Regions from separate parts of the Homo sapiens genome. Here region 2 is linked to region 1. Evidence: chromatin loops called from intact Hi-C (ENCODE). Cell type or tissue: PC-3. All regions are shown on one strand. Links, peaks and the distances in the headings refer to the core of each region. The heading gives the core; the rest is flanking DNA. Region 1 holds the start of LOC105378436 (a long non-coding RNA gene). Region 2 holds the start of RBP4 (retinol binding protein 4).

Region 1 (16,255 bases), core at 3,637-11,636:
TCACTGGTCATCAGAGAAATGCAAATCAAAACCACAATGAGATAGCATCTCATGCCAGTTAGAATGGCAATCATTAAAAAGTCAGGAAACAACAGATGCTGGAGAGGTTGTGGAAAAATAGGAACACTTTTACACTGTTTGTGGGAGTGTAAATTAGTTCAACCATTGTGGAAGACAGCGTGGCAATTCCTCAAGGATCTAGAACTAGAAATACCATTTGACCCAGTGATCCCATTACTGGGCATATACCCAAAGGATTATAAATCATTCTACAATAAAGACACATGCACATGTATGTTTATTGTGGCACTATTCACAATAGCAAAGACTTGGAACCAACCCAAATGTCCATCGATGATAGACTGGATTAAGAAAATGTGGCACATATACACCATGGAATACTATGCAGCCATTAAAAAGGATGAATTCATGTCCTTTGCAGGGACATAGATGAAGCTGGAAACCATCATTCTCAGCAAACTATCACAAGATCAGAAAACCAAACATCGCATGTTCTCACTCATAAGTGGTAGTTGAACAATGAGAACACATGGACACAGGGAGGGGAACACCACACACCGGGGCCTGTTGAGGGTGGGGGGCTACGGGAGGGATAGCATTAGGAGAAATACCTAATGTAGGTGACGGGTTGATGGCTGCAGCAAATCACCATGGCACCTGCATACCTATGTAACAAAACTGCAGGTTTTGCAGGTTTTGCACATGTAACCCAGAACTTAAAGTATAAAAAAAAAAAGAAAAAGAAAAAGAAAAAAAGAAACCATCCTGTACACCATTTAGAGGACTTAAAAACACAACTGATCCTCAGAAGAAACACAACTAGAAGCACTGTTGGTACTGAGACTAAAGAAATCCATTCCTCCACTGGGCCTCCACAGAGAAGAAACCATGTGGTGTAGTGGTCGATGTTCTCCACAGCAGTCCTGTCGTAAACACAGCAGTCAGTCCCACTTCACTGATTTTTTTTTTTCTTTTTTGAGACGGAGTTTCACTCTTGTCGCCCAGGCTGGAGTGCAATGGTGCGATCTCAGCTCACTGCAATCTCCGCCTCCCGGGTTCAGGCCATTCTCCTGCCTCAGCCTCCCGAGTAACTGGAATTATAGGCACCCGCCACCACGCCTGGCTAATTTTTTGTATTTTTAGTAGAGACAGGGTTTCACCATGTTGCCCAGGCTTGTCTCGAACTCCTGATCTCGTGATCCACCCTCCTCGGCCTCCCAAAGTCCTGGAGATTACAGGCGTGGGCCACAGCGCCAGACCCCACTGATTTCTTAATACCTTTCCACATAGGCAAGAAACCTCAGTACCAGAGGCTACTCCATAATTCTCAATGTCCAGTTACATCCAGCAGTTCTCTGCTGTTCTGGCTTATCCCAGAATAAATTTCAGGGTGAAGGGAGCCCCCTCTAACGCCCCCTCTGACGGGGGCCTGACAGGTTAAGGACCATGAGTCAGGCTGGCCACTGACGATCGCAGAGGCTGGAAATGCATGCTTTCACCCAAAGGGGGCGCAGCTGCTCAGCGCCAGCTGATGTCCCAGGGCGCTCTGAGTCCAGTGTAACTGATCTTTTTAGATTTTCCAAGAGAAATCTGGAATTTTGTTTGTTTGTTTGTTGGAATTTTAAAATATGAAATCTAATAAAAGTTTTAACACTGTGGGACAAACTCATTTTTCGGTTCGTAACGTTTGTTTGGAGCATCTGAATGGGGCAAAAGAAGAGTGATTCGCTCAGGCTGGGGTGGGAGGAAAACCAAGGAAGGTTCTTGGTTCCCTCCCGAGTCTTACGCCGGAGGTCTCCCCACGTCCAGTTCAATTAAAGAGTGCTGATGTCAATGACACCGTGAACACCACCCTCCCTGACCCTCCCCTTCCACCTGCCATCTGGCTTCTTTCCTGGCTACACTTCTTGGACAGAGAGCTGGCTGGCTGCCAGCATTTCCTGGCTACCCTCTGCTCCCCTAATCAGACAACCGAGGGAGTGTCAGGGCTGGAAAGGAACTGTGAGATCATCTACTCCAGTGTCTTTTGTCCAGGAAATCCCTCACTCATGGAGCTTGTTGAAAACGGTGGTTCTTTGGCTTCCCCCAAATCTCCTAAATCAGAACATCTGGAAGAAGCTGCATTTTTAACAAGCTCTCCAAAGCATCTCCAAAACATCTGATGCATTACTAAGATTGGAAACCTCTGATCTCATTTAACCCTGATGAAATGGAGTCCCAGAGAGGAAAGTGACTTTTCCAAGATCACAGAGCAGATTTGCAGGAGAGGGAAGGAGGCCCAGGCTCCCGAAGGCAATGGTTGTTAGGGCCCCTACCATCTGGGCTTGTATGACACAATTCCAGCAACTTCGTTCTTTCCAAGCCCCCCAGTGCTTCGTCTTCCTAAGGCAAACCTAGCGGTTTATTGGCTTGATTCCCTTCTTCTTTGTCCTCTGTGCTGTGCTCTCTGCTTTTGAATCTAATTATTTTTGGCCTTGATGGTTGAGTAGGAAATATTAGCAAGACATCCAAGGGGCGTCCTCTCTGCCATCCTGCCTGCAGATGGTAACACTGCAAATAAGTGGTAACACCCAAATAAGGGTGAAAGATCAAGACCAAGCTAGGGGTTTTTGTAGAGTGCATAGACAGAATCCAGAGAGATGACAAAGAAAGGAGTAGAGAGGACTGAGCCCTGGGGACTGTCCCATGATCCAGAAGTAGATAGGAGCACTCAGAATCACATTCATGTTGTGTCACCCAAATCAAGCAACCATAGAAAGAAGGAATGGTACGCCCCGAGGAGAAAGAGTTAGCACCTGATTATGGCCTTCACCTCCTCGCCCGCCAGGTTCACTAGATTGATTTCACCCCAGGAGCGGCACATCTCCTACTAAAACGTTTTAATAGGTATTACAGGTAAATTTGCTGAAGAAATCTTATCCCTTTCAGGTGATGTATCAAGCACTGATCTCGTCACTTGCTTCAGCAAATATTTAAACCATTTGCAACAAGCAAGGTGCCGTGCAAGGCTCTAGAGATGGAGAGAAGAGTAAAGCAGAGATCGTCTTCAGCAGAGCCATGGCCAGGCCGACATCAATGCAGATCAATGGCAGCACAATGAGGTAAATGCCACATTAAAGTCACCCCAAGGATGAGAGGACAGGCTTTCCAAACAAGGCCATGACTGAGCTAGGTTTAAGAAAACAAATGCTATTTCAGTACTAGTAGTATTTGTTCCTGGACTTAGGTTGCAAGTAAGTCATTAGGCAGAGCTTAAAGAAAAATATGCCTTGTATTTTATTGGTCACTTTTTGATGTCAAAGGATGAGGCTGTAGAGGAAGGGCAGTAGATCAATCCAGTTTCTGATACAGTGAAGGGCGTTGCTTCATATTCTACTAACTTGATGTTGAGAGTCACTTAGCTTCAAAAATACAGTAAGTAAATTATTTTGAATGCTGAACTATCAGAGGAGATAGTAAACAAAGGTTTTTGTTTTTGTTTTTTAGTTTTTTGTTTGTTTTTCGAGACATGGTCTCACTCTGCTGCCCAAACTGGAGTGCAGTGGTGTAATCTTAGCTCACTGCATCCTCAAACTCCTGGACACAAGTGATCCTCCCACTCAGCCTCCTGAATAGCTGGGACTACAAGCAGGTGCCACTGTGTGCCCAACTAATTTTTTTTTTTGAAATGGACTCTCTTTTTTTTTTTTTTTTTTTTTGAGACGGAGTCTCACTCTGTCGCCCAGGCTGGAGTGCAGTGGTGGGATCTCGGCTCACTGCAAGCTCCGCCTCCCGGGTTCACACCATTCTCCTGCCTCAGCCTCCCAAGTAGCTGGGACTACAGGCGCCCGCCACTACGCCCGGCTAATTTTTTTGTATTTTTAGTAAAGACGGGGTTCACCACGTTGGTCAGGCTGGTCTCGAACTCCTGACCTCATTATCCATCCTCCTCAGCCTCCCAAAGTGCTGGGATTACAGATGTGAGCCACTGCGCCCGACTGCTAATTTTATATTATTTGTAGTGACAAGGTCTGGTTTTGTTGCCCAGGCTGGTCTCAAACTCCTGGGTTCAAGCGATCCCCTGCCTCCCAAATGCTTGGATTACAGGCATGGCCTCTAAACTAAAGGTTTTAATGAAGGAGAAGAAAAGCCTTGGGGGAAAAATGCTATTATTCTGTTTGATTCACAAATTATGCATAATGGCACATGTGCTACCTTGCATGGATTATGAAGGCAAGCATTTTCACTTCAGTTTTGTAAGGTAGAGGTAAGGGGCAGGAGAAGCTGATAATAGAGGATTAAGAAAAAAACTTGTAGAGTATATTATTATCAGCATAAACTTAGCAATCTGTTAATTAAATTTTGATCTGTTAAATGAGTTTAACAATATGTTGCATATATGCCACAGTAGTAATTTCTTCCCTTGAAGGAGTGAACTTTACGGAAGTGATTCTGTTTATTGGCACTCAAAAGAGAAGCACCTCAAATTAAAAAAAATTTTTTTTGTAGAGACGAGGTCTCATTATGATGCCCAGTCTGGTCTTGAACTCGCGGGCTCATGCAATCCTCCCACCGCCTCAGCCTCCCGAAGTGTTAGGATTACAGGTGTAAGCCACCACACCCAGCCCAATCAATTTAAATTTTTTCTTTTGTTTTACTGCTTGTTTTACATCATGTTACTGTGCAAAGAGCTTTGAAAAGGGAACTACCAGACCTGGAATCAAATTCTGGTTCTGACTTTGAGCCAGTCTCTTAAATTCTGTACAAATTTTAGTTTCCTCAACTCCAAAATAGGAATATTAATGCCTATCCCATAACATCCCAGGATGTTATCCAGGTTGGGCACGGTGACTTACACCTGTAATCCCAACACTTTGGGAGGCTAAGGCAGGTGGATAACCTGAGATCAGGAGTTCAAGACCAGCCTGGCCAACATGGTGAAACCCAGTCTCTACAAAAATACAAAAATTAGCCAGGCATGGTGGCAGGTGCCTGTAATCCCAGCTACTCAGGAGGCTGAGGCAGGAGAATCATTTGAACCCAGGAGGTGGAGGCTGCAGTGAGTCAAGATTGCACCACTGCATTCCAGCCTGAGCAACAAAGTGAGATTCCATCTCAAAAACAGGAAAGAAAATCAAAATCCAGTATTCCAGGGGCTCCTGTGTATTAAGTGTTTTTAGTATCCCAGGTGATATGTTAAACACTTCATAAGTGTCATGTCATTTTATTCTCACAGTAACACTATATGGGAGTTTCTATAATGGTTCCATTATACAGATGAGAAAGCTATGTTTAGAGAGCTTGTCCAAGGTCAGACAGCAAAAAGGGTGGCAAGTCAGAATGTGAACCCAAGTGTGTCTGCCTCTAGAGGCTGAGCTATCAAACCCTACGTTATGTGGCCACTCTTCTATCACCCTAAAGCCAGAAAATGTATGTGAAAGCACATTGCAGATGGCAAATACTGTCCCAGATTATTTTCATTTTTCAGCAATGACTGTAGTGTGGACGGAGCTGGAGAGAATGTGAGAGAAGAAAGTGACATGACCTGCCCCCAGAACTGCCATTCATTTTACTTGTCCATTATCACCATCTGTCATCCTCACCTGAAACTAGTATCAACGCAGGTGCATTCAAATGCAAATAACAGAAAAGACTTACACCATCACGACATTTATTGTCTTTTTAAAAAGAAGTATGGAATCAGATGCTCGCAGTTTAGATCAGCAATTTCACAAGGTTAGGGCTCTGGACTCTCATCTCTATCACTCTGCCCAAGTTCACATCTCTACTGCTACAGTTCCAAGCCTCACATTCTAATAAGATTTTTCTTCAAAACCAAGAAGACACCTTGCCACGGTCATGAATGAGCACTCCTAATATGTTTCTTTTGTTTTATTGGAAAGTCCATTCTTTGGAAATGGAAATATTTATAAGGAAACTCCACAGCACATGTCCCTTACATGTTATTGACTAGAAATGGATATATATTGTATTAGGATGGGCCAGGCTAGGCTTTGGTAAGAAGTAAGCCCTGAAATCTCAGTGGCTGAACACAATGGAGGTTTATTTCTTGCTCGCCTGACAATCTTTGTGTGCTGGTGGCCCCCTTTCATCTTGTAGCCTCCACCATCACTGCAGCAGGGGAAGAGAGAGATGGAAATGGTGCACCGGTTTTTGGGTTTTAGTTTTTTTTTTTTTTTTTTTTAACACGGAGTTTCACTCTTACTGCCTAGGCTGGAGTGCAATGGCGCAATATTGGCTCACTGCAACCTCCACCTCCCGGGTTCAAACAATTCTCCTGTCTCAGCCTCCTGAGTAGCTGGGATTACAGGCACATGCCACCACGCCCGGCTATTTTTTTTTTTTTTTGTATTTTTAGTAGAGATGGGGTTTCATCACATTGGTCAGGCTGGTCTCGAACTCCTGACCTCAGGTGATCCACCTGTCTCTGCCTCCCAGAGTGCTGGGATTACAGGCGTGAGCCACCACGCCCGGCCTTTGTGCACCGGTTTTTAACTGCCCCAGATGGGAAGGGCTGCATCTCTGCTCACATTCCTATTAGTCAGAACTTGGCCCCATGGCCTCACCTACTGCAGAGGTGGCTGGGAAGGGCAATTGACCCAGGAAAGGAAACAGCAAGATGAACACATTGTATTGTGTGCCGCACACTGCCACCCCCACATGTCAGGGAAGGAGGGTCTTGGGAAGGCTGCTGGGTGGGTGACTGCCACTCCACCTCACTTCCACTTACTCCCCAACCAGGCCAGCAAGTCTGGTCACAGATGTGGCAGGGGAGGCTCCCCTTCTGTGGGTTTCCATGGCCTTGAAGGAAATAAAAATATTTCTCCCTAAAATATTGAGGATTGTTAAATTAAAGACCCTTAAAACATGGGAACACTCTACCTCACCCTCTACTTGCCTGATGGCAGGACATAAATCCTTCCAAACTGGATGTGTGGGTGAATGGGCAGCTGGATGGATGAGTGGGCAGGTAGATAAGTGGGTGGATGGATGGGTGGGTGGATAATTGGGTGGATAGATGGGTGGGTAGGTGGATAGATGGGTGGAGGGTTCAATAGGTAGATGAATGGATGTGTGGGTGGGTGAATGTGTGGGTTGGTGAGTAGATGGATTGATGGATGGATGGATGGGTAGATGGGCAGGTGGATGGGTTGGTGGATGGATGGGTGGGTGGGTTAATGAATGGGTTTGTGGGTGGATGGATCAATGGATCTTCCATACTACTTATGCACCCAGAGAAGGCACCAGCAGATACCAGAGGAATCTGGAAGCAGATTTTACAATCTTTCCACATTTTCCCTACCTTTTAAAAAGGGAACTGCTCTCTCTCTTGTCTTGTCACTATGTAGGATTTATGGCTCTTTCTTAAAATACTATTTAAGCAAGGCCACTGCCTTGAGAGAGAAATACTTTTTTTTTTTTTTTTGAGACAGGGTCTCACTCCCAGGCTGGAGTGCAGTGACACAATCAAGGCTCACTGCAGCCTCAAGCTCCTGGACTCAAATGATCCTCCCACCTCAGCCTCTCAAGTAGCTGGGACTACAGGTGTGCACCGCCACGTCTGGCTAATTTTTGTGTTTTTTGTAGAGACAGGGTTTTGCCATATTGCCCAGGCTGGTTTCAAACTCTAGGGCTCAAGGAATCCTACCTCCTCGGCCTCTTGAAGTGTTAGGATTACAGGTGTGAGCCACTGTGCCTGGTGGAAAGGAATACTTTTAAAACTGAGGCCTCTTTCACATAATGGGTACATCACACATTAATAAACTTCTGCTTGTTTTTCTTTTGTTAATCCGACTTTTGTTTTCAGGAGAGTGACTCAACTAAGAAGCTAAAAAGAGAAATTCCTCTCTGCAGCCTCCCTCTTCCCCAACCCTTCTCTCTCAGTATTAGTCTTTCACTGGCCTGCCACCCTCTCCCCAACCCTGACCCTAACACACTGTAGACTTCTTAAGGTCACAGGTTGTCTTCCCTTCCCATCTCTCACAGCTACACTAGGATCTGGCCCATTGTAGGTGCGCAGCAGATGGTTTTAGAGCAAGTGAAAGAGGGTCTTTTTGAAACAATGGTTTCAATCATTTGTGTCTGAGAGCTGCCTGGCTTTTTATCTTTTGAATTTCTGGTAGAATCATTGAGGAAAGAGAAGTATGATTCAACCCTTAAACAAACATGGATACACAAGATGCCATAATGCAGACTTCAAAAATGTGGCCATAAATAAAGTAAATATTTGGTCAATGACATCAACCTATGTAAAACATTTCTTTAAGGAAACTGACTTAGAATCCCACTTAAAATACCTTAAAAGACCTGGCTTTACTCAAGACTACATTTCCCAGATTGAAAGTATTGAGCCGGGCACAGTGCCTCACGCCGTAATCCCAGTACTTTGGAAGGGCGAGGCGGGCAGATCACCTGAGGTTGGGAGTTCGAGACCAGTCTGACCAACATGGAGAAACCCCATTTCTACTAAAAATACAAAAAATTAGCCAGGCATGGTGTCACATGCATGTAATCCCAGCTACTTGGGAGGCTGAGGCAGGAGAATCACCCGACCGGGAGGTGGAGTTTGCTGTGAGCTGAGATCGCTCCACTGCACTCCAGCCTGGGCAACAAGAGCAAAACTCTGTCTCAAAAAAAAAAGTGTTGAGTGCCTTGCATGCCCAGAGAAGGTACCACAGGGATGGTGGCTGAGGCAATGGGTAAAAATTACAGGGTAGTTAGATATATACTCTTTAAGAAATTTAATTTAATTAAGGAAGCCAAATAAGAGAGATGCTTTATCAGCAGGGATTATCATCACTATTATAGTTGTTTGTTTGTTTGTTTGTTTGTTTGAGATGGAGTCTCACTCTGTCACCCAGGCTGGAGTGCAGTGGTGCCATTACTTCGACAAAACCGCAATTACTTTTGCACCAACCCATAGCAGGTGTCTTGCTAATCCGTCACTGTGTAACAACACACCCCAAAGCCTAGTGGCTTAAAGCAAAAATGTATGACTACCTCTCATGGTTCTGTGGATTGATGGGGCTCAGCTGGGTGGCTTCCTCTCCGAGTCTCTCAGCAATTTCTTCAGATAGTCTTAAGGCCTAGTTTTAGAAGTCACACAGCACCACTTTGACTGCCATCTTTTATTTATTTATTTATTTATTTATTTATTTTTGAGACGGAGTCTCACTGTTGTTGCCCAGGCTGGAGTGCAATGGCACAGTCTCCACTCACCGCAACCTCCGACTTCTGGGTTCAAGTGATTCTCCTGCCTCAGCCTCCCAAGTAGCTGGGATTACAGGCACCCACCACCATGCCCAGCTGATTTTTTTTTTTTTTTTTTGTATTTTTAGTAGAGACGGGGTTTCTCCGTGTTGGTCAGGCTAGTCTCGAACTCCTGACTTCAGGTGATCCACCCGCCTCGGCCTCCCAAAGTGCTGGGATTACTGGTGTGAGCCACCATGCCCAGCCTTTATTTACTTATTTTTGAGACGGAGTTTCACTTTTGTTTCCCAGACTGGAGTGCAATGGCGCCATCTTGGCTCAGTGCAACCTCTGCCTCCCAGGTTCAAGCGATTCTCCTGCTTCAGCCTCCCGAGTAGCTGGGATTACAGGCGCGTGCCATCATGCCTGGCTAATTTTTGTATTTTTTGTAGAGACGGGGTTTCACCATATCGGCCAGGCTTATCTTGAACTACTGACCTGAGGTGATCCGCCCGCCTCAGCCTCCCAAAGTGCTGGCCCAGCCACTGCATTCTGTTATTTAAAAACAGGGCACAGGACCAGCCTTGCTTTAAGAGGAGAAGACAACACACAAGGGGATGAATACCAGGAAACATCCTTCACTGGGAGCCATTGTGGAGACTACCACAGTGGAGCAAGCTGAATGAGCAAACACAAGGCATCTCTTGTGTGTGCTGAGGACCATGCCTCTTGAAAGGGCTTTCACATCCATTTTCATTTGATCACAGGTATGTGAGCTAGGCAAGCCCGTGTCAGGACTAGATTTCCTTTTATTTTTTTTTCAATTCTCAGAACATTCTGGATATAGATCTCTATTTTATACATATAGACGCTGTAGCTCAGCAAAATTGAGTAGATTATCAAAAGTCACATGGCTTCTAAATGTGGGTGTGGAATGTGAACTTTGGTCTTCCGATTTAGCCCTGCAAACTATAGAATTTTCCAAGCCACCAACGCTCAGAACTTTTTGACACCTTGAACAAACCAGGAAGGAGACAAGAGTCTCCACCTGCAAAAAGTAATCAAGGGGAAGCAGCCACAGATCTAAATTTGAAAAGAAAAAGGTTATCACAATTGTTAGAGTTTTACAACATGGTCATACCTACTATAATTGGTGATGGGGAATGGATACGTGGCCACTGCTCATGAGAGTGTGATTTGGTGCAAACTTTCCAGAAGTGCAATAGATATTAAAGCCTTAGTTTTGCAAAATTTGTAAGCTAGGAGAAAGTTAGCCAGGCCTTAGAGCCTCCTTCCTGCATGGGTTGTAGAAAGACAGGACATGGGGCTTGCACTCAGAAGCTGCTCAACTAAGGCTGGTTATTTGTCTAGGGAGTCAGGAATCTGATGAGGCCAGGCCAGGGGCCTCTGAGGCTGAACAAAACATTAGCACAGGAGGAGCAAAAGTTAAGCACACACACACACTCATGCATGCACACACATATGCACATGAACCCAATCCAAAATTTCATATCTAGAAAATTTTCTAGATTGGGTAGATTTTTGCTAACAGGGAAAAATTACAAATAGTTAAATAGCTAACAAGAAGTATTTTGTTAAACAATGGGAAACTATTCTGCCATTAAATTGAAGTAGTAGAAAACTATTTAGTGCCACATGAAAGACTGCAATATTATTGATGGGGAAAAAGCAGATTTTGAAAGAGCATTGTAATATTATCATATTTTTTTTTTCAAAAATATACATGTGGGCATATACACAGAAGAGATAAGAAAGAAAGAATACCAAAATGCTAATAATAGTTATTTAAGGATGGTGAGACTATGGGTGATTTTTTCTTTTTCTTTTTCTTTTCTGAGACAGAGTCTTGCACTGTCGCCTGGGCTGGAGTGCAATGGCACGATCTCTGCTCACTGCAACCTCTGCCTCCCGGGTTCAAGCGATTCTCCTGCCTCAGCCTCCCAAGAAGCTGGGATTACAGGCGCCCGCCACCATGCCTGGCTAATTTTTTGTATTTTTAGTAGAGACGAGGTTTCACTGTGTTGGCCAGGCTGGTCTCGAACTCCTGACCTCATGATCCACCCACCTCAGCCTCCCAAAGTGCTGGGATTGCAGGCGTGAGCCACTGCGCCCAGCCTTTTCTTTTTCTTTTATTTCACTTTTCTTTCTTTTTCTTCTCTATATTTTCAAATTGCTTATAGGATGTGTTGCTTTCATAATGAGTTTTTGAAAAAGAAAATAAGAATGGGAATTATATTTTCTATGGGAAAATATAGAGAATTTTAAGCTGATTTCAACCAACCAATGGAAAATATACAAATGAATAATATAGTACTGTGTATCTGACTTTTCAAAGTGCTTTCGAATTCAAGGTCTAATTTGATTTCTGTAATAACTCAGTGACGGAGACTGGACAGGTATTATTATTTCTATTTTGCAAATGGGACAAGTGAGCCTCTAACCAGCCAATTAGTGACAAAACCAGGACGAGATCCAGATCTCCTGGGCCATTCATGGACCTCAGATGAAATCACACCTGGCTTTGAATTTGGACAGCTTACTTTCTATGCAACTTAATCTGTTGGGGACCCCCTGTTTTAGCCCACCCAGAATCCCTTGTCCCATCTTTTGGTCTCAGCACCCTGACTTTTCTTATGAACCTGCCCTTCCTCTGTCGGTCCAGATTCCTGATGGGCATGAGACCCCACCCTGCCTACAAGAGCCACCCTTGGGAAGTGTGAGGATAGTGCTGGAAGAGTCTGCTGAGCTGGTAGGAAGTGGGCAAGAGCTGCTATGGCCTCTTTGCCTCCACTAGGGGATGGATGGGCTTCCTGAAACAAACCCAATTCAGAGAAAAGAGTCAGAGGTGAGGACAGGTGCCCAAATAAGTTGTTGTTGTTTGCATCCCTGGATCCAGATGTGCCTAAAGCTAAAGTCACTGCCTGGATTTTTTGCTTATCCAGGCCAGTGCATTTCTTTTTTTCTTTCTTTTTCTTTTCCTCCTCCTCCCTTTTATCCTCCTTCTCTCCTTTCTTCTCCTCCATTTCTGTTTGTTTTATTTGAGTTGGATTCCTGTTAGTTGTAACCCAACGTCTCCCGATCATTATATTCTTCTGCCTCAGTCTTCTCACCTGTAAAATGGGGATGATAATAATAACAATGTTCTTCTTCTGCACAGGATTGTTGTGAGACTTAGCTGAGTCACCACAAGTAAGGTGCTTGTTACATAGTGAGAGGTCAGTAAATGTTACCTATTAAGGAGTTGGAAAAAGCTGAATTCAGAGAATTTTATCTCCCTGCTGGGGGCGGTGGCTCACACCTGTAATCTCAGCAATTTGGGAGGCTGAGGCAGGTGGATCATCTGAGGTCAGGAGTTCAAGACCAGCCTGGTCAACGTGGTGAAACCCCGTCTCTACTAAAAATACAAAAAATTAGCCAGGCATGGTGGCACGCGCCTATAATCCCAGCTACTCAGGAGGCTGAGGCAGGAGAATCACTTGAACCTGAGAGGCGGAGGTTGAAGTGAGCCAAGATTGCACCATTGCATTCCAGCCTGGGCCACAGAGCGAGACTGTCTCAAAAAAAAAAAAAGAAAAAGAAAAAAAGAAAAAAGAAAGTTTTATTTCCCCTCCCCCGCAAAAAAGAAAGAGATTTCTCCATGCATCAAAATATGAGGAATAGATTCCTATAATGCAAATTATGAGAAAAGAGAAAGCACTGTGTCAGTCAGTTCACCAGGGAGTCATTATTCCAGAATTTATGGCCTAGGAGTCACTGACCTCACCTCACGCCTCTGTCTTTCTCTCTTTCTCTCACTCTCTTGCTTGTGTGTGTGTGTGTGTGTGTGTGTGTATGTGTGTGTTTCACAGGAATTGCGAGAGAGGAGGAGAAAGGGGAGATGAAGTGGTTGGCTGGACAGAAATGGCTGGTTTTGCAATGCAGTTTGGGGAGAGGAAAAGTAAACTGGGAGAAAGTTATCCAGGCCTTAGAGCGTCCTTCCTGCATGGGTTGTAGAAAGAGAGGACATGGGGCTTGCCATTCGGAAGCTGCTCAGCTAAGTCTGGTTATTTGTCTGGGGAGTCAGGAGTCTAATGAAGCCAGGCCAGAGGCCTCTAAGGCTGAACAAAACATTAGCACAGGAGGAGCAACAGTTACACACACACACACACACACACACACACACACACCCATTCTGGCTGGATTAAACAGAAAAAGGTATAATGTAATTCACAGGCTCTCCGATGGGAGGGCCAGAGAATTGACCGTGAAGACTTCCCAGCCTGGAACGATGTCACATGATGAAGGCTGCTCCAGTGGAACACTCAGTGTCACCACACTACAGCACAGACACCATGCCTGGCTTGCACCACTGGTTCTGGATGTGAGATCCTAGAAGCCTCTTGATTGTGCCCTAAACTCTTGCCCATAAATGGATTCTGTGAAACCCTAGCTTGTCCTCTCCTGCAAAGGCAAGTCTCTCACGGTATGTCTGGTGGTCTAAGCTTAGGGTACATGCCTTGGTGCAAGGGAGATGGGAAAGCCAGTGTTGACCTTTCCCTTGGGGAGGCAGGACTCATACTGTGGGAAATTTGCAAGTCACCTGATAGAGTTCAAAAGGACAACCATCAAGTCTGATATATATCCCCACAATAGCATTGCTATATTGGGTGTGTGTGTGTGTGTGTATGTATGAAATAGACAAATGATCTATATCTCAAGGTCCACTTTCCAGGATGGTTTCATCCTTAAAAATCCAAAGAACCATCATTCAAGCTGCCACCAGGAGCAGGGAGCCCAGTTCCCTCATTTGGGTGTCACTCAATACCTCTGAGTCCAGACAACTGTTCCAAGCTCCAGGTACCGTCTGGTCACCCCTTCTCCTTGTGGCTCTGCTTGTTCAGGTCAGCATTGCCCCCATATGTGGGCCCAGGTCCCTTTCTCCCCTTACCCCCGAAATGAAAAGCTGACACACTCTTCAGAGATGTACCAGGCTCATGGATGGATGGACGGATGGATGGGCGTATAGGTGGATGAGGGGGTGGGTGGATGGACACCAGAGGTTTGAGGACAATGGTCACTGTAGCCAATGACACCAGGGGGCAGTGCGGAGCAGCTTTTCAAGGCCTAACTCCCTACACTCTTCCATCAGACCTGGCTGGCAGGGCTTGGAGAGCTCATTTTGTTCAACATTTTCATTTGTGAGGAAGTTGTTGAGGCCCAAGACAGGAATGGCTGTGTCAGTAGCGCACAGCAGCTGAGCTGGCTCTTGATGCGGCTCCAGCACCCTCTGCATTACAGTATTTACATAAGCCCACCTTCCCAGGCTCGGAGGGCCCCCACGCTGCCAAGCCTCCGTCAGCTATCAGTGATTCTGGAGCCCTTCCTAGGAGTCTCATCGGTTGCCGGCTGCTGAACTCAATCAGCATAGAGGAAACAGACAGTCAGAGTTCAGGGCGTTGGCCAGGCTGAGTCATTGTCTTCGCCCCTCCGAAGGGCTGCATGTTAGGGCCCTCACTGGACACCCCTTCCCTAGCCATGTCTTTTCTCTCCTTTTGGAATCCAGATCACCTGGAGGTCATATTTCCCAGGAAAGGAAGGACCCCACGCTGAGAACACATCTTACAATAAATGATCCCTCTCTTCTCAAAATTTACGTCTGTGTTACATCCCCTTTAGCCCTGCTTTTTAATTTCCACTGCCTGTTTCTTTGGGGGCAGTGGGGGTGGAGTGGGGGAGTACCAGGGTGGTGATGGCCCCTCCCACCCCCACCCCTATCCTTATCCATCTTTACAGCAGGCTCCTGAGGACCACGACTTAGATAGCAGAGACATCAAGAGGCTCACTAAACCTCAAATTTCCATTTTCGTTCATTCATCTATTTAATTATTCAACTATTGAAAATATTTTAAGCCCCTCCTATGTGTCAGATGCTAAAAAAAGTCACAAACTTACACTTCTTAAGCCCTTACTACACTAAAGGTGTGACATTTAGTATATTATCTTACACAAGCCAATGAAGGAAGTATTTTATTTATTTATTTATTTTTATTTTTTTGAGACGGAGTCTTGCTCTGTCACCCAGGCTGAAGTGCAGTAGCACAATCTCAGCTCACTGCAACCTCCACCTCCTGGGTTCAAGCGATTCTCCTGCCTCAGCCTCCTGAGTAGCTGGGATTACAGGTACCTGCCACCCATATCATTCAATTCACAAGCATTTTAATGACTGTGTAGTATTCTACTGAAGACATATAACTGATTTACCTCCCCCTTACTGTTGACCTTATATCTATTGTAGAAGTGGTTTAGTGTTTCAGTGTTTAATATTTTCTTTCTTTCTTTGTTTCTTTTTTTTTTTTTTGAGACAGAGTCTCGCTCTGTCGCCCAGGCTGGAGTGCAGTGGTGTCATCTCGGCTCACTGCAACCTCCGCCTCCTGGGTTCAAGCTATTCTCCCTGCCTCATACTCCCGAGTAGCTGGGATTACAGGTGCCCACCACCACGCCCAGCTAATTTTTGCCATGGTGACCAGGCTGGTCTCGAACTCCTGACCTTGAGTGATCCACCTGCCTCAGCCTCCCAAAGTGCTGGGATTACAGGCGTGAGCCACCGTGCCCAGCCTTGAAGGATGCATTGTTATTTTCGTTTTACAAATGAAGAAACAGAGATCTAGAGAAGTGATGTCACTTGCCCAAGAGTGCACAGCCAGTGAGCTACAGGACAGGAATCAAACCCAGGAGGCCACACCCAAGTATCAGACATTTCCTGCAAGTGTTCAATTGTGAGGCTTGCTCTTCCCCTTCAGCTGCACCCCACAGGCAGCGCCAGAGTGCTGAAGCATGCAGCCCCAAGCAAGGGCCAATGGGTGAGCAGGAGTGGCAGAGGCCAGGTTCTGGCCACTGAAGTGTGTTGTAGCTTTGGGACTTTCGGAGTGGAATTCCAGAATGTTCCATCAGGTTCCATTCTTCAGTGATGCATGGTTGCAAAGCTGCAGCTCAGGGAAGAGCCCCTCCAAGGTCACTGAGTTGAGAATCGAGAACCTGAGTCTGC
Region 2 (12,732 bases), core at 1-8,000, 54 kb after region 1:
ATCTCAAAATGCTATAGAACATATGTGTTTCCTCTTTCTAAAAATTAATAATCTTGTACCTCTGGTATTGATTTTTGTAATCCATTATCAGAAAAGTATATTTTACTCTAAATAAATCACTTTGGGATGTTTTGCTGCACTATTTGAAATAATTTTTATTATTTCCAAGGATAATAAATAAAAATAAAGCTTCTAAGCTTTTTCTCTACCAGGTATGGTGGCTCATACTTGTAATCCCAGCACTTTGGAAGGCCGAGATGGGAGGATGGCTTGAGCCCAGGAGATCAAGACCAGCTTGGGCAAGCTGGGGAGACCCTGACTCCACAAAAAATACAAAAATTAGCCAGGCATGCTGGCCCATGCCTGTAGTTCCAGCTACTCAGGAGGCTGAGGTGGTAGGATGGCTTGAGCCCAGGAGGTTGAGGCTGCAGTGAGCCATGATGGCGCCACTGCACTCCAGCCTGGGTGACAGTGAGACCCTGTCTCTAAAAAAAAAATAATAATAAATTAAAATTAAAAATTAAATAAAATTTAAAAATGCAATTTCATCCAACACACAACTTTAGAGGAAGTCCAAGAGGGTGGTGTGCCATATATGGAGAGCAAAGGGTTACAATAAAGGACACTTCTACCCTGGATCACCGAGCAGAGAGAGTCTCCCTGAACAACCCTTGGTCCTATCTCACAGAAGAGCTCAAACAATACTTTGCAAAAGCTGGTCTGGATTAGGAGTCCCTGCAGTTCAGGGCCACCTGATCCTGGCCTGAGATTTGGAAGCCTGGCTTCTGACATTGGCTCTAACAAACTTGTTGCATGTCCTTGGGCAAAGTTCTCTTGGCCTCAGTTTATTCATCTACATATTGAACCCCCTCCAAAAGGTTAACTCTCCCTCTCTAAGATTCCATGATATGTGTCCCCTGGCCTGCATTATTCTCTAGCTACCAAGTAGATTCCTGATTTGAAACTTAGGATAAATGGGGAAAAAAATGGGAAAAAGAGCATGTAGACACTGTTTTCTCATGATTAGGCCAAATTTTAGGATGTTCTTCTACAAGTCCTCAACATCACTCCCCTCCACATCTGATTTTCACAGCTTAGTGGAAAGGGAAGAGGCCACAGCCACAGCACACTGTGCCTGGCTCAGAATCTCAGCATCAGCAGGCCAGGCACTTGGGAGGCATCCACCCCTATGCACAGTGTTCCCTCCGTCCTTGGATAGGGCTCTCTCGGCCTCTGTGGGAGCCCCAGATAGTCAAGCTGTCTCAGGGATTCAGCCCAAAGAGACGGAGGAAATGCAGAGCTAGGTGGAGTGGTGATGTGAAAGACAGGAGGAGAAAGCATGGAGAAAGCACACACCTTGGCACAGTGGCTGGTGGGGAAAATGACACCTGACAAACCGAAAGGTCCTTTTGAGCTTAGGCCAGGTTTCTTGAGCTGAGGTTTGGGGAGGGGGTAGGTAGCTGCTCCCAATCTTGTTCCCCTAACCTCAGGTGGTGCTGCGGGTTCCTGACACTTCCAGACCTTTCCGCAGGCCATTCTTCCTAAGGGTAGGTACCTCTGGAGAAGAAACCCAGCGATTTGGCCCGGTAGGCGCCCCATTCCCAAGACAGTCCCACAGAGCTGACTACTCACTTCCTTTCTGGAGAAAGGAGGCTACGCCCCAGTACTTCATCTTGAACTTGGCAGGGTCCTCGGTGTCTGTGAAGGTGCCCACCATGTCTGCGCACACGTCCCAGTTACTGCAAAAGCCAAGGGGATCCTCAGCCAAGCCGGGCAAAGGGCTTCCTCCCTCCCTCCACCCATTCGGTGCTCCCTTCCCTTCACAATGCCCACGTGGCGATCAGCAGGCAGGGCCCTTGGGGAACCCTGGAGCGCAAAGGGCGCAGCTGCCCCGGCGGCCACTGACTTCAAAAGACGGACTCGGCCCTTGGCTGTGGCGCTCATCTGGCCGGTCTCGTCCACGGAGAACTCCGCGACGATGTTGTCCTGCAGAAAGAGGCCCTCGGGGTCCTTCTTGGCCATGGCGTACCAGGTCCCAGAGAACTGTGAGAAGGATGACAGCAGGGGTTTGGCGTCCGGGGGCGCACGGCGGGCCGCGGGGAGGGCGGGGATGGGGTGGGGACCTGGGCCGCCTGGGCCCCCTGGGCCGATACCTACGCGAGCCTTGTCGAAGTTCTCCTTGACTCGGAAGCTGCTCACTCGGCAGTCGCGCTCCGCGCGGCCGCTGCCCAGCGCCGCCAACAGCAAGAGCGCCCACACCCACTTCATCTTGCCCAGGAATCCGCCCTGCGGGAGACGCGCCTCCGTCAGTGCCCGGCAGCCGACCCCCGCCGCCGTATCCCACCTCACCCCACCCCACCCCACCCCGGCCCATCCCGCCGCCGGCCCCGAGGCCCCGGCCGCGACTCACCACCGGGAGGGGAACCGCGCGCAAGCCTGGCCGCCGAGTCCGGGCGCGCGTGGAGCGAGGGAGGCGAGCGCGCCGCGGCCGCCCCGCTGCTTTATAGCGCCGGGGGGAGGGGGTCGCGCTTTCGTAACCGCGCGGGGTGAAAGACCGAAGGGGAGGCGCCGGGGGCACTTGCATAACGCGCCCTGACTCACCGGAGCCCGGGCACGGGCAGGGTCCCTGTGGGCCGGCCTCACCTCCAGGACAGCCTCGGGCACAGTGGAGCGGCCGCGCGGGGTGGCCTCGGCCAGGCCAAATGCGCCAGCGGCCCTGGCTCAGTTACCCTGCACTCGTGCCAGCGGCCGCCAGCTGCGGTCTAGGGTGGCCTCCGGGGCCAGTGGCTCTGGCAGGAGGCTCGAGTCAACCTGGCGGGAAGACCGTGGCCTCACAGAGCGAGAGCGGACCCGCGAGGCTCCCTGGTGCGTGAGTGCCCAGGCCCTGGCCATGCCAAATTGGCGCCTCCGTCTGCCTTCTGAGGTCCACTTGTGCAGGAATTTTGGAATAATTCATCCAAGTAGTTTTTCATTTTATAAAGGATGTATTTTACTCTCTTTCAGGAGCGTTGTGGTGCCCTCTGGTCAATATTTGTTCTTTAGTTTCAACATCTTTAAAAGCGTTAAAACCCTCCCTGTTAAATATTCTCCAGAAACGCAACCCTGGTCAGGACAGGAAATATTTTAGCAGCCTCGGTGGTCGCCTGCTTACTCCGTGGCACTTCCCTGAAACCACTTTGAAAAACACCTACCGATTGTTTATGATGCAATTTTATTTCAAACCCATGTTGGAATTTTCATTTATTTTCAAAACAGCTAAGGTCGGTTGTTTTGTTGGCTGGGGAGTAGACAAAGGAGAGAAGAGTAAACAACATTCTATAACTTCAGTAGCCAATTGAATCAAAACAGTGTGACTAGTTTAGGTATTTTCCTGTGTGATGGCACAATTTACTGACCCTGTTTTTCTCTTTCTGTTCGAAGTTAGAGTTCCACTCGTTTGATCAAAGCAGCCAATCAAAGGATGAGAATGACGGAATGAGAATTCATGATGTGGCAAAGAAGTATCTCTTCTTGAGATTCTTTCCATACAATATCGATTGTGTCTCCATGGCCTAAATTGGAAAGATTCGAGATCAATTTGGGCCATTTTGCTGCAGCCCGACCTGAAATAAGAGGAGATCGGGGAAGAGGAAGGTGGCTGCCAAACAGAAATAAGGAGTTGATTGGTTCTCAGACCAATCCTTTATCTATAGGGCATTAGGGCTAATTCTGAGCATCCTGAAAAGATGACATCTGTGGCTTCCTTCCCCCCTGCTTCTCCATCTTTTTCCCACCTTCCCCTTCACTCTTGCACCCATTTGAGTCCCAGCAGTGTCTGGGGAGCCAACGGTGATGCATTTAACTCCTAACCGCCGCAGAGCTAGGAAAGCCTGTTTCTGGACAACAAGCTGACTAGGAAATCTTCTGATTGGGCCAGTTTTATAGAAGACTGTGTAATCCCAAACAGCTCAAATAAGTTCTGCTTCAGATCGTCTCCTGCAGGACCCTATGGGGTATATATCTATGCACCCTGGGTGGGAAAGGATTTTAGGGCACCTCTCTATCTCCTGCCCAATACTTGGATCCCCTCTTCGGCATTCCAGAGGAGAGGTCTTCCAGTTTTTGCTCCAGGTTCTTTAGTGATAGAGAGCTCCTAGCTTAGCCCAGTTGCCTTTGGACAGTTATTCCTGCCAGAAACGTTCTCCTAATACCCCCTGGCCTTGCAGCCATTTCTCCTAGAACACATTCTGGTGGCCCTTGCACACACTGTAGGTTGAATAATGAAGGGTATTTCAGTTCATTTCGATGATGGTTTTGATGCAGCAACAAGTTTTCATTTATTTGTTGGGTGTTTAAAGGTTGTTTCAGAGTAAAAATTTGAGGTGAAAAAAGAAAAAAGAAAGTTGGTGTAACCATTCCTCTGCCCCTCCTCTTTTAATGATAAATCATGGACCTTAGTGCTCCAGATACCAGCAGAGGAAAACAGTTTACTTTGGCATTCTTTCTAGGATTTCTTCATGATTACAAATAAGTTAATTCAGGTCAACTGATGTTCTTAACTTCAGTACTTTGGAAAAAATCCTCATACATTAACTTTTCAAATATGTGTATATGTAAAGTCAAAAGGAAAAATGTTCATAGTGAATATCTCTGTGAGATAGGATTAGGGACGCTGAAAGATTTTTTCTTTGCGCCTTTTTGTATTTTTAAAATTTTCTATGATGAAAACGTGAATCAGAAAATAAAGCAAATATTTCCTTTACAAATATTTTTCTTGCTCCTTTTCCTGTAGGTAAAATTATGTTTTAAATTACATCTTATAGATCGTATATAATGTACACAAAATTTCATTCATTTCCTTGCCATGCTTCATGGAGAGACAGACCATGTTTCTTTCATTCATCTTTGTACCTGTCCCCATTCTCCCCACTTTTCCACTGGGTATATCAAGAGACTTGTTCATAGTAGGTGCTTAATCAATAGATATAATTTCTTTTACTGAAATTAGTCACTCTATGCAAACTCCATAAAACATTTATTTTTAAAGACCTGTTCAGAGTTCACCCTTTCTAATATATAATTCCTCAGGATTTAGTACTTGTAGCACAGGTGGCTACTTGGCCTTTCACCAGAAAATTTGCAGTCCCCTTCCATGTTGTAAAGTTGGGGACTACCAGTCTGCCAGCCCCTGCCTTCCCCGTCCCCACTTCCCGAAGCTCTGTAAGGCCACGAGCCTTCTGGCCAGCGGAAGGGGCTGTGTCACTCCCAGGCAGAGCTCAGAAAAGCTGCCCGTTCAATTGTTCACATCCTCTCTTTTCTTCTCTTATCTGCCAGGGTCCCCACTGGTGACTGACTTTATGTGAATGAGAGATGAGCTTCCACTGGATGAAGCTACTGAGATTTGAGAGGTTACCTGTAACAGAAGTTGCTGTTACCTTAACCTTCACAGCATCAAACACATCACTAACTCCTAAAAAAGACTGAAAAGGGTTTTACCATAACTCACAGAACTAATGCAAGACATTTGTGTCCTTACCCTCATGAAAATTAAGCACTAGCAACCAGCTCCATTTTATACAAAGTAACATTTATACCCACATCTGGACCGAGGCCAAGAAAAATGAAAAACAAGGAAGTGGAGCAGCATTTATCTTCTGACTGCATTTAAAAGATGTCAAAATAATTGGTTGAAAAATGGAAAGGTTAGTCAGTCCATGTTTTCAGGTACAAAGAGATAAATTAATTTTTTCAATACGGTGTTCTCAGTGGTTGCAGTCATCAGACCATCACATCAATTTGGATAAAAATAATATGGTTTTCACCAACCAAATTGTCTCTGAGATACCTGGTTATACCCCCAATTAAGTGCAGGCACAGGGCTTTCATGAGAGCAAATGTGCAGATGGAAGGGTCCTGTGCAGTTGGCTGCCAGATGTGCCTGAAATTCCTACCTACAGGGGGTCCTTTCCATGATGGGTAATTATAGGAACAGATAATCTGGCTAAGGTGGAACTGAAGAGTGGGTTCAGTATAATAATGTGAAATACACTTAATTAGCCCAGGATATTGTTGATTTCTGTGTTGGTGCTTCTACCTCGTAGGCATATGTTTTGGCTATTGTATAAGCATAACTTCCTGTAGAAGTCATTAACTGCAGCAAAAAAATTTAACAATGATGGAATTAGAAATTACGCGTGCTCATTTATGTAGAGTACTACTGAAAACTTGTTTAAGCAGAAAGTTTAAGGAAGTTAAATCATTCTTTGTGGATTTTTAAAAAGATTGTCTGGAATTTTTATTTCACTCTTGTATTAGTATTTAACATTTTATGATATTTGTCTAGATTTCAAAATCTTCAAAGAAAGAGTCTTTGTATATCTCCCTCTAGCATCAAGTACGAAGTCTAGTTCACCTCATGTGCACATTTTTTAATTGAGCCATATTTAAACTGGTAGTTTTAGAGTAGGTTACTATCACTTGCTGGCTATGACCTTGGGCAAGCTAACTTAATTTCTGTGTGCCTCAGTTTCTCACCTGTAAAATGATAATGGTACCTACCTTATAAGATTGTAAAAATTAAATGAGATAGGCCAGTCACGGTGGCTCACTCCTGTAATCCCAGCACTTTGGGAGGCTGAGGTGGGAGGATCACCTGAGGTCGGTAGTTCAAGACCAGCCTGACCAACATGGAGAAACCCCGTCTCTACTAAAAATACAAAATTAGCTGGGCATGGTGGCGCATGCCTGTAATCCCAGCTACTTGGGAGGCTGAGGCAGGAGAATCACTTGAACCCGGGAGGTGGAGGTTGTGGTGAGCGGAGATCATGCCATTGCACTCCAGCCTGGGCAACAAGAGTGAAACTTTGTCTCAAAAAAACGCCCCAAAAATTAAATAAGATAATATATGTAAGGATCTTAGGAGGGTACCTGTCACAGAGTATATATTTTGTATGTTATCTATTCTTATTATCCTTTTATTATTACCAGGTGGTTTACATTTCTTAAAAAAATTCTATGTAAATGCAGTGGAGTTTTCACATTGACTTAGTTATCATTTCAGAGTTTATCTAAATAAATTTGTCATTAAAAAATATTAGCACCTAAGATTTTGACTTTTTCCTTCATTTTCTCCATCAGTTAATATTCTATCCAAAAAAAACAAACAACAAATCTATGCTTTGAATGAAACAGAAGCACTGAGGTAAAAATTAAACAGTGAAGTCAACATTTTGTCATGTTAAAAATTTATTCTAAGTGATCTGTTTGGTAAGTTTAAATTTTAAGATATGTCATTTTCCATCCTATTTAATAAATGGTGCTGGGAAAATTGGCTAAATATATGCAGAAGAATGAAACTTGACCCCTACCTCTCACCAGCTACAAAAACTGACTCAAGATGGATTAAAGACTTAAATGTAAGACTTCAAACTATAAAAATCCTAGAAGAAAACCTAGGAAACACTCTTCTGAACATCAGCCTAGGCAAAGAATTTATGACTAAGTCCTCAAAAGAAAACACGACAAAAACAAAAATTGACACGTGGGACCTAATTAAACTAAAGAGCTTCTGCACAGCAAAAGACACTATCAACAGAGTAAACAGACACTCTACGAAATGGGAGAAAATATTAGCAAACTATGCATCTGACAAAGGACTAATATCTAGAATCTATAAAAAACAAATCAACAAGAAGAAAACAAATTACCCCATTAAAAAGTGGGCAAAGGACAGGGACAGGTATTTCTCAAAAGAAGACATACAAGCAGCCAACAAACATATGAAAAAATGTTCAACATCACTAATCATTAGAGAAATGCAAATCAAAACCTTTCGCACCAGACAGTATGGCTGTTATTAAAAAGTCAAAAAATAGCAGATGTTGGTAAGGTTGTGGAGAAAAAGGAACACTCATATGCTGTTGGTGGGATTGTAAATTGGTTCAGTCCCTCCGGAAAACAGTGTTGAGATTTCTCAAAGAACTAACAATAGAACTCCCATTTGACCCAGCAATCCCATTACTGGGTGTCTATCCAGTAGAAACCCAAAAGAAAATAGATCATGCTACCTAAAAGACACCTGCACTCACAAGTTTATCACAGCACTATTCACAATAGCAAAGACATGGAATCAACCCAGGTGCCCATCAGCGGTGAACTGGGTAAAGAAAATGTGGTACATATGCACCAATGGAATACTATGCAGCCATACAAAAAACAAAATCATGTCCTATGCAGCAACATGGATGCAGCTGGAGGCCATTATCCTAAGTGAATTAATGCAGGAACAGAAAACCAAATACCACATGTTCTTACTTATAAGTGAGAGCTAAACATTGAGTATACATGGACACAATGATGGGAACAATAGGCACTGGGGCCTCCACAAGGACAAAGGAAAGGGTTGAAAAACTACGTATTGAGTACTATGCTCCCTATCTGGGTGATGGGTTCAACTGAAGCTCAAACCTCAGCATCATGCAATATACCCATATAAAAACCTACACGTGTACCACCTGAATCAGACATTTTAAAAAATAAAATATGTTATTTTCTGAAATTGATTTTGTTTTTTTCAGTGCCTAGTAGCAGACAGCCAATAAGAGACACAAAGATCTTGCTAACACTGGCAAGAAGCTCTGCAAAGAACTATCCCAAGAGGAAGAGCTATGGAAATCACAGGACTTCATCAAGAACAAGAAAGAAAGAAAAGGCTATTGGTGTGTGTGCTAAAAGGAGGCTTCTAATATTACCCATTTAAAAATCTTTGATAAAATGTCATTTGTCTTAGTTCAGGTGGCTATAACAAAGTGTCATAGAAGGAGTGGCTCATAGTTCTGGAAGCTGGAGGTCTGAGGTCAGGGTGCCAGCATGGTCAGGTTCAGTGATGGCCATCTTCCTCTTCCAGGTCACAGACAGCCATCTTCTCCTGGTATCCTCACATGGAAGAAAGAGGGCTGGAGAGCTCTCTGGGGGCCCTTTAATAAGGGCACTAATACCACTTGTGAGGGTTCCATCCTCATGACCTAGTCACATCCTGAAGGCCATACCGTCTAATACCATCACATTAGAGGTTAGGATTTCAACAGATGAGTTTTAGGGGAATACAAACGTTCAGTCCATAACTTCGCTCAACACTCAAAGTAGTTAACAGTGACCCCTTCTCTTGTGTGCTTTTTCTAACTAATCAATTGCCTCGTCCTGTCAATTGTCATGACACATTTGCTGGATTGTGTCTCACATTTGTCCTTTTCTTTTTCATTCCCAAGCAACTTCACCCATAGACTGCAGAGATAACCTCAAAATCTTTGTTTATGAATGACTTAATTTCTTTATTACATAAAGTATATATGTTCATTGTAGATGCTTTACAAAAATCAGGTAAGCAAAAAAGAAGAAAAAAATTAATGTCTTGAATCCCACCACTTTGAAATAACTTTTTTTTTCTGAGATAGGTTCTTGTTCAGTCGCCCAGGTTGGAGTGCGGTGGTGCGATCACAGCTCCCTGCAGCCTCTACCTCCTGATCTCAAGCCATCCCCCCATCTCAGTCCCAGTCTCAGCTGAGACTACAGGCATGTGCCACCAAGCCCAGCTAATTTTTGTAATTTTTTGTAGGGCGGGGTTTCACCATGTTGCCTAGGCTGCTGTCAGACTCCTGAGTTCAAGTAATTTGCCTGTCTCGGCCTCCCAAAGTGCTGGGATTATAGGCATGAGCCACTGTGTCCTGCCTTGAAATAATTTCACTTAATATTTTGGTATATATACCTCTGTCTGTGCATATTAATGGAATTATGCTGCAATACTGTTTGTAATTAACTGCATATCATAAATATTTTTTCATGTCAATAGACTTTAACAATATTATTAGGTTGGTACAAAAGTAATTGCGGTTTTTGCCACTAAAAGTAATGGGGAAAATCGCTATTATTTTTGTACCAACCTAATAGCTGCGTAGCTTTCTATTTTACAGATCTAATACCATTTATTTACTCAACCTCCTACTATTAAGTGTCTAGGCTATTTCTGATCTTTTACTTTTATACCCACACTCATGGTAAGCACCCTTGCAACTATATTAATCACATACATTCTTAATTATTTCTCTAAGATGAATTCATAAAAGCAGAATTGTGGGGTCAAAGCCTATACACATTTTTAGGTTGTTTGATAATAAGCCAAATGCAATAAAGTATCTTAATCTGTATCCCAATGTCCAGTATTCTGTTTTCCTCCAACTTATCTTCCTCCTTAAGTTTGTAAAGAAGAACACTAATAATGTTGCCTCCCACTTCAAAAATTGTCCAGGATTCAAAATCCTCAGTCTAGGCTTTGAAGCCCTTCTAATCTGGGCCCGGCCCACCTTTTCAGGGTCACCTCTCACTGTCCTCCCTGTATTACCCTACACCCCATGCTATTGCTTCTGAACACTCTTGATTTCTACCCTGTCTTCAGCCACACTAGATATGATCCCTTTCGTGAACTCCGATAGCCATGTACATGTGCCTCACTTCCAGCATTAATTGTATTCTGTTCTATGTCTCATGGGCTTTTTACGCACTAGTCTTACCTCCCTTCCCACACCACAAGTGCTTGTAATGCTGGGACCACCCCCTGAGTCCCCGACAGTAGAAGTGTAACTGTCAGAATTGTCTTGGTGATGCTGCAGTAACAACAACCCTCAGGTCTCCGAGGCTGAAAACAAGACAAGTTTATTTCTCATCATGCTACATGTCCATCTCGGGTCATCCAGGGGCCTCTGTTACATGACATCCTCACTCTGGGATTCAGGGGCCCTTTCATCTGAAACTGATGTGGCAGCAGAGGGAACAGAGACCTGGAGAGCCTCCCGTTGGCAATTAATTGTTCCTGTCTGAAAGTGATATTTCTGCCCACAAACCATTTGTTAAAATCAGTCACATGGCTGTACCAGAGGGAGGAAGAGTAATCTTCCCATGTAACTGGGAGAAGGAAACAATCATATAATATAAGGGGAACTTGAAGTCTCTATCACAATAGCTAGAATGGTGCCTTGCTTGTAACAGACAATCAATAGACAAATGTTGAAAGAATGAACAAATGAGGCCAGGTGAAGTGGCTCACACCTGTAATCCCAGCACTTTGGGAGGCCAAGGAGGGCAGATTACCTAAAGAGTTCGAGACCAGCCTGGCCAACATGGTGAAACCTTGTCTCTACTAAAAATACAAAAAAATTAGCCAGGTATGGTGGCATGCACCTGTAATCCCAGCTACTCCGGAGGCTGAGGCAAGAGATTCGCTTGAACCCGGGAGGCGGAGGTTGCAGTAAGCCAAGATCGCGCCTGGGCAATAGAGGGAGACTCCATCTCAAAAAAACAAAAAAGAAAGAAAGAATGAACAAATGAATGAATCTCTAACTAGTTATAAAAACAAAAGAATGCTGACTATAATAGGATGTTTCTTTTTCAAATTAATATTCACTTTTATAAGATTATGAAAGATGGGCCGGGCACGGTGGCTCATACCTGTAATCCCAGCACTTTGGGAGGCCGAGGCGGGTGGATCACGAGGTCAGGAGATCAAGATCATCCTGGCTAACACAGTGAAACCCCGTCTCTACTAAAAATACAAAAAATTAGCCGGGCATGGTGGCAGGAGCCTGTAGTCCCAGCTACTCGGGAGGCTGAGGCAGGAGAATGGCATGAACCCAGGAGGCAGAGGTTGCAGTGAGCCGAGATCGCACCACTGCACTCTAGCCTGGGCAATAGAGCAAGACTCTGTCTCAAAAAAAAAAAAAAAAAGATTATGAAAGTTGAACATATATGGGCATTTTGTTTTTTCTTTTTCTATTAAGTATAAGTCTGTATATGAAATGCAAATATGTGTTTTTCCCTCTCTGTTTCAAGAGGGAAGGATGAAACCAGGAAATCGTGAGCACACCACATACTTACAGGAGAAGTAGGAACTGTACCATGAGTCACACAAAATAACTAGGTAAAAAAGAGTGTCCAAAATTGTTAGATAAGGAAGATGGTCCCATAGGAGGGGTGACTCAGTTGACTCAACTCTCTCCTGGGAAATACACTTCTGCATTATCCTATTTATAATAACAGGGTGTTATGAAGTAAATAGTCACCCAAAGAGGAACCTCCTGAGAGTAGAGTTGAGTGTGACATAGGACAGTCCAAGAAAATATGTGCACCTGACAAGGTGCTTTGAGGTAGCAGGTGAAGCTCAATCACAAGAAGTGGCATAACTCAACAAATGACTCTTTCTGTACCCCTGGGAAAACCATGTTTCCCACCAAGAATCTCTCAATTCATGACAGGGAATGTGCAACCTCAACGGATCTCTCTTTCTTTTGTGACTATTAAGATTACTATCTCTCAGGCTGACACAGGTGGATCACCTGAGGTTGGGAGTTCAAGACTAGCCTGGCCAACATGGTGAAACCCCATCTCTACCAAAAATACAAAAATTAGCTGGGCGTGGTGGCACCCACCTGTAGTCCCAGCTACTCGGGAGGCTGAGGCAGGAGAATCACTTGAACCTAGGAGACGGAGGTTGCAGTGAGCTGAGATCGCACCACTGCACTCCAGCCTGGCAATAGAGCGAGACTCAGTCTCAAAAAAAAAAAAAAAAAAAAAGAAAAAGATTACTATCTAGAGAGGTAAATCTTAGAGAACTCAATGAAACTCATAGGGTTTCTATTTTTGAAGCAAACTTAAATGTGGGTGTAACAATAATTTTTAGAGTCACTGTAACATGTGTGTGTTTTC

Evidence for each region. Hi-C counts contacts between places; a loop is a spot of excess contacts. Peaks named below come from ENCODE experiments on the same cell type or tissue, not always from the same donor. Only the 100,000 strongest peaks of a DNase experiment are listed, where the experiment ranks them.
Region 2: a loop joins it to region 1, with 6 times the contacts of the local background. A loop is called at or near these places in 4 of 110 quality-filtered maps.

What each region holds. Positions count from the first base shown.
Region 1 is chr10:93,540,661-93,556,915 of GRCh38, forward strand. It overlaps LOC105378436 (a long non-coding RNA gene), which reads left to right and starts at 15,819. Exons shown (of 3, transcript XR_946212.2): 1 at 15,819-16,255. RefSeq lists a silencer at 1,458-1,547 and an enhancer at 15,551-16,051. In PC-3, for the core only: no CTCF peak of the experiment used is centred there; a DNase peak (open chromatin) is centred at 8,261; H3K27ac peaks cover 1,978 bases.
Region 2 is chr10:93,598,761-93,611,492 of GRCh38, forward strand. RBP4 (retinol binding protein 4) reads right to left here and starts at 2,475. Exons shown (of 6, transcript NM_006744.4): 1 at 2,411-2,475; 2 at 2,158-2,286; 3 at 1,907-2,043; 4 at 1,633-1,739. The coding sequence starts at 2,268. In PC-3, for the core only: no CTCF peak of the experiment used is centred there; no DNase peak of the experiment used is centred there; H3K4me3 peaks cover 726 bases.